Linked DNA regions of Mus musculus: region 2 is linked to region 1. The links are chromatin contacts, found by POLR2A ChIA-PET in ENCODE. All regions are on one chromosome and are shown on one strand. Each heading gives the region's core, a stretch centred on a gene start or an enhancer-like site at or near the end of the contact. The rest is flanking DNA. Distances are from core to core; before and after follow the strand shown.

Region 1 (4,010 bases), core at 1,061-3,560:
TTCTGGCTGACATATATCAGCCAGTGGGGGTGCAGCTCATTTGGTGGAGAGCTTGCTTTTCTAGCATGGAAAAGTCTGGATTGTATCTCCAGTACTATAAATTCAGCATGCTGCCAAGGTTTGTAATTACGGGGCTGTGAAGATAGAGGCGGGATGATTAGCTCAAAATCGTCTTCCTGTATACAGTGAGTTAGAGGTGAGAGACCGGGCTACAGGAGATCCTGCCTTAAATAAAAAAGAAAAAGAAAATGAAAAAAAAAAGGCATTTAAGAAATTAAGGAGGGGGGGGACTCTCTCAGGCTTTGGAAGTGACTTGAAATCCTGCCTCATTTATTGTTCAGAAAACGAAAAGGAACAACTTTCTTTGGTTCCTGCCCCATCCTTCCCACCCGCCACGATGACTGTTCTTGGCAGAAGGCCAGACCAGCACCGGGTAATTCCACAGTACATTGGGTACATGCGCATGCATTTAACCCGCTATTTAAAGAGATCCTTTGCTGCCACCTGTAAGAGGACATAATGACACTCTTTAAGTGGCTGGGCTGGGAAGGGAGTTTTCTTCCCTCAAAGATGCCTGAGTCTGTGAAGTGGTTGGCACTTGGAGAAACTAAAGAAACATCTAGGGACATCACAAATACAGGACCGGAGGCGAGAGAAGGAGGAGCGCTAGACACAGGGTCCTGGCTCCGGCTCTCCGCTTGGTGGCTCCATCTTCAAGACAAGGAGAAGGAATCGGCCAAAGCTCGGGTGCGGCCTGATTACCAGCCTGCTGCCATTTGGGTTTGCTGAATTCCTGGATCTCTCTAGGGGCCTGGAGATGCGAAAGAAGATGGAGACTGGGGACTCCTGGGTAGGACGTTCAGTCGGGAGGAATCCAGGACGCAGGACGCCCCCTGGAGTCGAGGGAACTGGCTTGTGGAGGCAGCGCTGGGCAGTGGAAGGGGGACGGGGCACCTGCGCTCCTGGGCCCGCCGCACTTTGCAACTCTGGGCAGTAGCGAGCCGAGTGAAGTGGGGCTCGAGGGCAAGAGGAAGTAGAAGCTCAGGAACCAAAGGCTTCCTTAGTTCCGAGTGCGCTCCAGCTGTCCAGGAGTGAGATAGTGGTAGGAACACCCAGCATGACGCACTTCCAAGTCCCTGGTGGCACATCGTGGGGTATCAGGTGCTCTGAGCCCCTCACCCACCCCAGGCGGGTACCCTCGAGGCCCCCGGCGCTAGCGAACAGCCGGCGGCGACCTGGACCGCGTGGCTGGCGAACAGTGAACCAAGCCAAAAGGTAAACGCCGCCTGGTCTGCCCACTGCCTGGTCTTAAGAGGCGGCGCAGCTCCGGAGCACCTTGGGTTCTAAGGATCCTCACTTCTGGGAAAGGACAGGGAACTGTCAATCAACGAGGGAGGGAGCGCACCGGCGCCGGGTGATGTCAGCGGATCAGCTGCTCCATAACAAAGAGGGGGTATCACAGGAGAAAGTTGCAGTGGCGGCAGCACCCCAGAGCCTCCGGGACCGGGGACGAGAGGAGAGGGGGCGGCGGCTGCGGCTGCCGCGGCTGGCGGAGGAATTGAAAGGACTGTAGGGGGAGGCAGCGCGAGCCGCCCCGACTGCTCCTCCTCTTCCTCCCCCTCCTCCCCCTCCTCCAAACTCGCAGGGCTTAGCTCCAGCGCTCGCTCAGCCACCAGGAGCACCCAGAGGGACGGGAGCCGGCCGCACGGCCCCGGGCTGGGTAGGGTCTCAGCCGCCATGGATAGCGACGATGAGGTGGTGGAGGAAGCCGTGGAAGGTACAAGCTTTTCTCCAGGACTCTGGGGTGGGGACAGGCGCCTGGGGCGGAAAGCGCCAAAAGAGTGGCGGTCTGCGACGCGCGCCGGGCCGAGCCGAAGGCCGCCGCGGTCCCTAAGCGGATGGCGGGTCGCTCGGCTCAGGCGGGGGCTGCACTGCCTACGCCACGCCGCCGGGAGCGTGCGGGGCGCGGCGGGGCAGGGGCGGGGAATGGGGCCCCGCGGGGTCCGCCGCCCTGGGAAAGCTGGGCCCCTGCATCCCGCCTGGCCTCGGCAGCATCCTCCCTGGGAGTTGCGACGCTGCCTAGCACCTTGGCCTTAGTCCTTGCGGGGATGGAGGATGGGAGGGCAGTCCCTTGAGGCCCGCGATCTCCGCGGGGCAGCGTTGTTTCAGCCACCTCGACTTCCCCTCTCCGACCGCCTGCCCTTTTCCTGACTGAGTCGCTGCGTCCCATGGCCACCAGGGCCGGGTCTAGGTGGGTCTCCCATCGCAACGCACCCGGCCGCACACCAGGCACATGGCGGCCCTGGCCGCTCCTCCGGGGTAAAAAAAAAAAAAAAAAAAAAAAAAAAAAAAAAGATGAAATCATGGCTAGGTAGAGCACGCCGCTCCCCACCAGGCTACCCTGCCCCTGGGCGAACTCAGCCACCCGCCCTTCCCCCTCCCGGCTTCCCAGCGAGGTGCAGGCGCGCCGTGCGGACGCTCCAGCCGGGACCCAAATTGCTGGGTGACACTTAACTTTCTGAATTCCGAGCTGTCGGCTGCCGGTGATATCACCGCCTGGGTGTCAGGTTTCTCCGCCCCCTCTTGCGCACCCCTCCCCCGACTCCCGTCGCCACCGTGTTTTGCTGAGTTTCTCCGCCTCTTTTTTTTTTTTTTTTTTCTTTTTTGCCCCCCTACTTATAAAACGTCCGTGGCGACGTTATACAATCTCGTTGTTTGTGGCTTGAGAGGTTATGATTTTGTAACAACGAACACTGGAAAACACTCTTAAGCGTATTTATTATTTATCTTATTCTATCCCAGATAGTGTTCCCGTGATGTTTTTGCAAGATTGCGTAGTGTTGTTCCAGAATTTGTTAAACACAGCAACTGACTAATTTTAAGTCGGTGGTTGAATCTGGTTTTGATCTCATTTGTATAAACAGGTCTGACAAACGATAAAGAAAAAGTGGCTGTGCTTAACAAATGCATATGGATATGTACTTGTTAGTGCTACGTGGGGAGAAATCTCTTTGGTGTGTCCATAAATACAACTTTTGCAGACTGCTGAAGGCTTAGGGTGAGATGAAGCAGAATAATTTTTTGAATTTCCGGAAAGGCATCCATTCTAATTTACTTTGTAAAATGTATTTCTTCATTTTAGTTTTTGTTTTGTTTGTTTGTTTTTTTTTTAACAACTTTTAAGTACATAGTTTTGCTTGTAACTTTTGGAGAGACTAAAATGCGGATCCACAGAGCTTACATTTCTCTAAATAAACCCAGTGTTGGGATTAATGAGGCCCAGCTAGCATTGTTTGAGCCAATCATAGGAAGCCTTCTTTAACTTCCAAAGTTATTGACTTCTTGTAAATTTCTGCTATGACAGAAAAAGTGTTCTTAACAAAGTGCCACTGTCGCTCTCATTCTTCCTGGGGTTTTTTTGCCCTAAACAGTATTTTTTAGGTTTGTTTGTGTTGTTGTTGATGATGGTGATTTTTTTATTCTTTAATGTCATGCGCAGTGGTGTTTCTGTTTGCATGTATGTCAGCGTGAGGATGTCATATTCCCTGGAACTGATGTTACAGACAGTTGTGAGCTTCCATGTGGGTACTGGGAATTCTTCCCAGGTTTTATGGAAGAGCAGCCGGGGCTCTTAACCACTCAGCCATCTCTCCAGCCCCTCCTCCTGTTCTTTTACTTGCAATTTTTAAAAACAAACCCTTAAGCACAGATAGTGCCCCCAGCCCAAGCCACCTTCTCCAGGGCTGATGTTTAGAAAATGTGCTCTGTTGTTTATGATCCTAGCACTGGCATGTGAACAAAAACCAGGCCCGTGGCATACACACCTGCAGGTGGAGGCGGAGGCAGGAGCATCAGGAGGTCAAGGTCACCCTCGGCTGCATAGCAAGTCCAAACCCAGCCTGAACTATAAGACCCTGTCTCAAAATGATAAGAAATGTTTAAAGTATATTTTCAGGTTTCATGTTAGTCCAGTAGATTCAAAACACTGCAGTTTCTTTACCTTAACTGTA
Region 2 (4,010 bases), core at 573-3,072, 52 kb before region 1:
CTCTTACCTTCTGACTGACCGGCATCCAGTAACTCCTCAGACATCATCTTTGACCTCCGCAGCCTTCCCTGGTTTCTGGAGTTGGTTCTCCCTTGACCCTGTGCCCACCCTGCAGCTCTGTTGTGCCAATCCCCCCTCAGGAGATGGCCCCGATGACTTTACTTAGAAGAGGATACCAGTGACAATCCCACACCAAATCTGCACCCCTGCCAGCTTCCCCCTTCTCCTCCACCTCTTAAAATAAACTTTGTCCCTCCCATCATTTCGTGCTGGGGACTCTAGATCCCTTCTCCTTTGCCTTCCTGTGGTGGGATTAGCCACTACTGCTGTCTGCAGTCTCCTTTTTCCTATAGACTCTCCCCATCATCATTAAGCATGTTTCATTTTACTCCTTGGTTTCCTTGGCTATGGCCAAGTTCCCCCACAGCCTCAAGTCCCCAGCCAGTGATGCCAGCTAGGAAGGTGGAAGGACTTTTAGGAGAACGGGGCCTAGCTGAAGGGAACAGGTCATTAGGGGTACACCTCTGAAGGTCCCTGGTCCCTTCTTTAATATCCACTTCTTAACCATCATAAAGTGAGCAGGCTCCTCCATATGCGCCCATTACCGTGATCAATGGAAGCAAAAACAGTGGACTGAAGTCAATAAAACCATGACCTAGATTCTTCCCTTAAGCCATATCTTCTCATATATTTTGCCACAGTAATGAGAGAGGCTGATAAGAGACTGCCTTGAAAGTAAAGTCAGAGGCTGGGGAAACGGCTCAGCCAGGAGAGAGCCTGATACACAAGCATGAGGACTTCAGTTTGATCGCGGCACCACGGAGAAGCTGAGCACAGCTACATATTCCTATGATCCCAGCACTGGGGGAGCGGGAGACAAAGACCCGGGGTTTGCTGGCCAGTCTGCAAACTAGCCGAACCAGTGAGCTCCAGGGTCAGCAAGAGGTGAGAGAGGTTGTCTCAGAAACAAAGGTGAGGGGCTGCTGAGGATAACACATGACAGCAACCTTGGACCTTCATGTGTGTGTCACACACACACACACACACACACACACACAGAGAGAGAGAGAGAGAGAGAGAGAGAGAGAGAGAGAAAATCAAAATGCTCCCTCACTCCTCCATTCTCCCCTATGCCCAGCACCTCCTTCTTCCTCCTGTTCAGTTATCTTCTCTCCCCAGCTTCCCCCTCCCCAACTGCAGGCCAGGGTGGATGCCAAAATGGCTGTCACCAGAGCCACTGCTACCTGGATGAAGCTCTATAATGAACACTGTGTCTTACCCACAGGCAACCTGTTCAACTACAAATGATTCCCTGCCCTCTTTCTGTAACACGTGCCCCATCTTGGTCTTAATAGTCTGTGTGTGTATGTATGTGTGTCTATCTGTCTCTATCTCTCTGTGTCTTTCTGTCTCTCTGTCTCCCTCTTCCTCTCCCTTTCCTTCTTTCTCTCCTTCTCTCCCCATCTCTCTGCCTATCTGACTGTCTTTCTGTATGTCTCTGTCTCTCTCCTACAATGGATTCTTTCGCATTTTTTCCCTGAAGCTCTGTCTGGCCTCTTGCTCCACTTTATTCTTTAAACTCTCACGAGCCAAGCTTCTTTATGCTCTGAGCTTCTCTTACTACCCAAAGTCTGACCAGCCCATTGCCCCTCTCCCTGTCTACAGCTTCCTTTTGGCTTCAGACAGCAGCCTGCACCCAGACACCTCCCCTGGAGCCGCTCCTGCAAAGTCATCCTGTTCGGCCCCATCATGCCCCAGACTGGCTCCTGCTCAGCCCCTCCTCCCAGCTCAGCCCTCCAGTCCGCGTCCTTGGCTAACCCTTGCTGAGGCTCAGCTTCAGTGCTGCCTCCTTGTGCCGGCAAAGCTTTCAGTATCCACTTGTTCAGCACAGACCTTAAATGGGAGTGATTGCCAAAGCCTTGCTCTCTTGTCCCTCTCAGATCCAGTCAGTGGCCAATTCTCTTAACTCCATTTTAGACACACGTTTCCCAAAAGACCTTTTCCCTCTGGATACCTGTTCTCCTCCTCTTCTCTTCCGCCACTGAAAATGGGTGGCCATCAGCCAAGAATTTGGTGAATTGGTGAATTCTAAAATGTCCCTAAGCTATAGACAGGGAAAGGGGCATGGGGTAGTCAGACGATGGATCGTAAGAGAAGCTTTAAAATGCTGTGTTAATAACCTCAGCATTGTTGCCGCAAAATACCCAAAATAATAAACTTTAAAAACAACAAGGTATGTTGGTGCATACCTTTAATCCTAGTACGTGGGAGGCAGGAGACAGGTGGGTCTCTGAGTTTGAGTACAGCCTGGTCTATAGAGTGAGTTCCAAGACAGCCAGAGCTACACAAAGACCTTGTCTTGAAGTCTAAAAAGAAAAAAAAGAAAAAAAAAAGAAAAGGAAAACAAAACTTTATTCTTCAGAATTACAAACATGTCTACCATGAACTATGATCATATGTGTGCCTCATTCCTCCTCCAGTTGCCCCTGAATTCCCCCAACATGTCCACTTCCCAACTTCATGTCTTTTTAAAAACATAACTCATTAAGTCCAGTGAGTGCAGTCCCATCCACCAGGACACAGGAATCCCACCCGTGGTCACATCACTGAAAACAATGACTCTCCTTCCCCTGGGAACTATCACCTGCCAGGAGCTCCTCAGAAAGGGGTGGGTCCTGAAGACCATCATCCACCCCATCTACCACGGACTTCGGGCTGAGCTTGTGCTCTGCTCAGGTAACAATCCTCCTCCTGACCCCCAGACCACTGAGAGTCCACTAGGGCAACAACCACATTGTGTTCAGAAACCAGCATTCCCAGCACCCCCTACACACACACACACACACACACACACACACACACACACACCACATACACACACACACACTCACACACACACACACTCACACACACCACATACACACACACACACTCACACACACACCACATACATATACACACACCACATACATATACACACACACACTCACACACACACCACATACACACACACACACCACATATACACACACACATACCACATACACACTCACACACACACTCACACACACACACCACATACACACACACACACACACTCACACACACACACCACATACACACACACTCACACACACCACATACACACACACACTCACACACACACACTCACACACACACATATATACTCACACACATACAACATACACACACGCACACACAGAGGCATGCACATAGGCACGCACGCACATGCACACACATGCACGCACACACACACCATTCTTTTATAGTATTTATGGCTCCTCTTGAGGAGCCTATGAGGTCCTGGGGTTGATATAGATGCCCCATTTGGGGCAAGAGATCACCTTACGAGGAGGAAAGTTTATTTTCAGCTCACACTTTCAGTACATGATCACTGGACCCAGTGGGCTGTATCAACACATCATGGCGGGAAACACGTGATGAAGTGGGTAGAGTCTCAATACCTCCCTTCAAAGACTTGCCCTCAGGGCCTAAGCTCCTTCCTAGCACCCCTCCTAAAGGCTCCACCCTCTCTCAACAGCACCCATAGTCTAGAGAGCAAATCTTTAGGATAGGAACCTTTGAAGGATATCCCAGATGCAAGCCCTGGTTCCCTGGGCTCTGTCTGCTTCGTATGTTCCAGCTCATCTTAGGACTTTGCGCTGCCTGAGGAAACAATGAAGATGCACACCATGCTCTTGGTTGGCTGGCCTGGGCTCTCATGGCTCACAGCACTCTGCTGACTTGACTCTTCACTCTGCACAGCTCCCCTGCACCTACTGCTTTCTCCCTTGCTCCTTGCGCTTACTCTGAGCCTTCCTCTGCTCCCCACAATGTTTAGAAAGGTGGTGTCATCTAGTGTTGTCCGGGGTCCCATCATCCTGCCACGTGCCATCCCATCTCTCCTCCTCCTCCACCCATCCCGTCTGTCACACACACACCCCTCCTTGCCCTGTACCCGGCTCCCTTCATTAGGGCCAGCTTCGCTG

The links. ChIA-PET counts read pairs that join two places held with the same protein, here RNA polymerase II (POLR2A).
Region 2: POLR2A ChIA-PET joins it to region 1 with 13 read pairs in embryonic stem cell. The contact joins the enhancer-like site here to the promoter of 5031434O11Rik in region 1. POLR2A ChIA-PET finds 5 or more read pairs at or near these places in 3 of 5 experiments (Patski and embryonic stem cell).

The regions. Positions count from the first base shown.
Region 1 is chr3:51,558,285-51,562,294 of GRCm38, reverse strand. 5031434O11Rik (RIKEN cDNA 5031434O11 gene) reads right to left here and starts at 2,310. Exons shown (of 5, transcript NR_160686.1): 1 at 2,087-2,310; 2 at 1,406-1,546. Setd7 (SET domain containing (lysine methyltransferase) 7) reads left to right here and starts at 1,472. Exons shown (of 8, transcript NM_080793.5): 1 at 1,472-1,777. The coding sequence starts at 1,738.
Region 2 is chr3:51,609,908-51,613,917 of GRCm38, reverse strand. No RefSeq gene overlaps it. Among named protein-coding and RNA genes, the nearest start is that of Mgst2, 49 kb to the left of the region's middle. Within about 2 kb of position 1,822, at least 1 of the 3 ENCODE cell types and tissues checked has a DNase peak (open chromatin) inside an H3K27ac peak, as active enhancers do.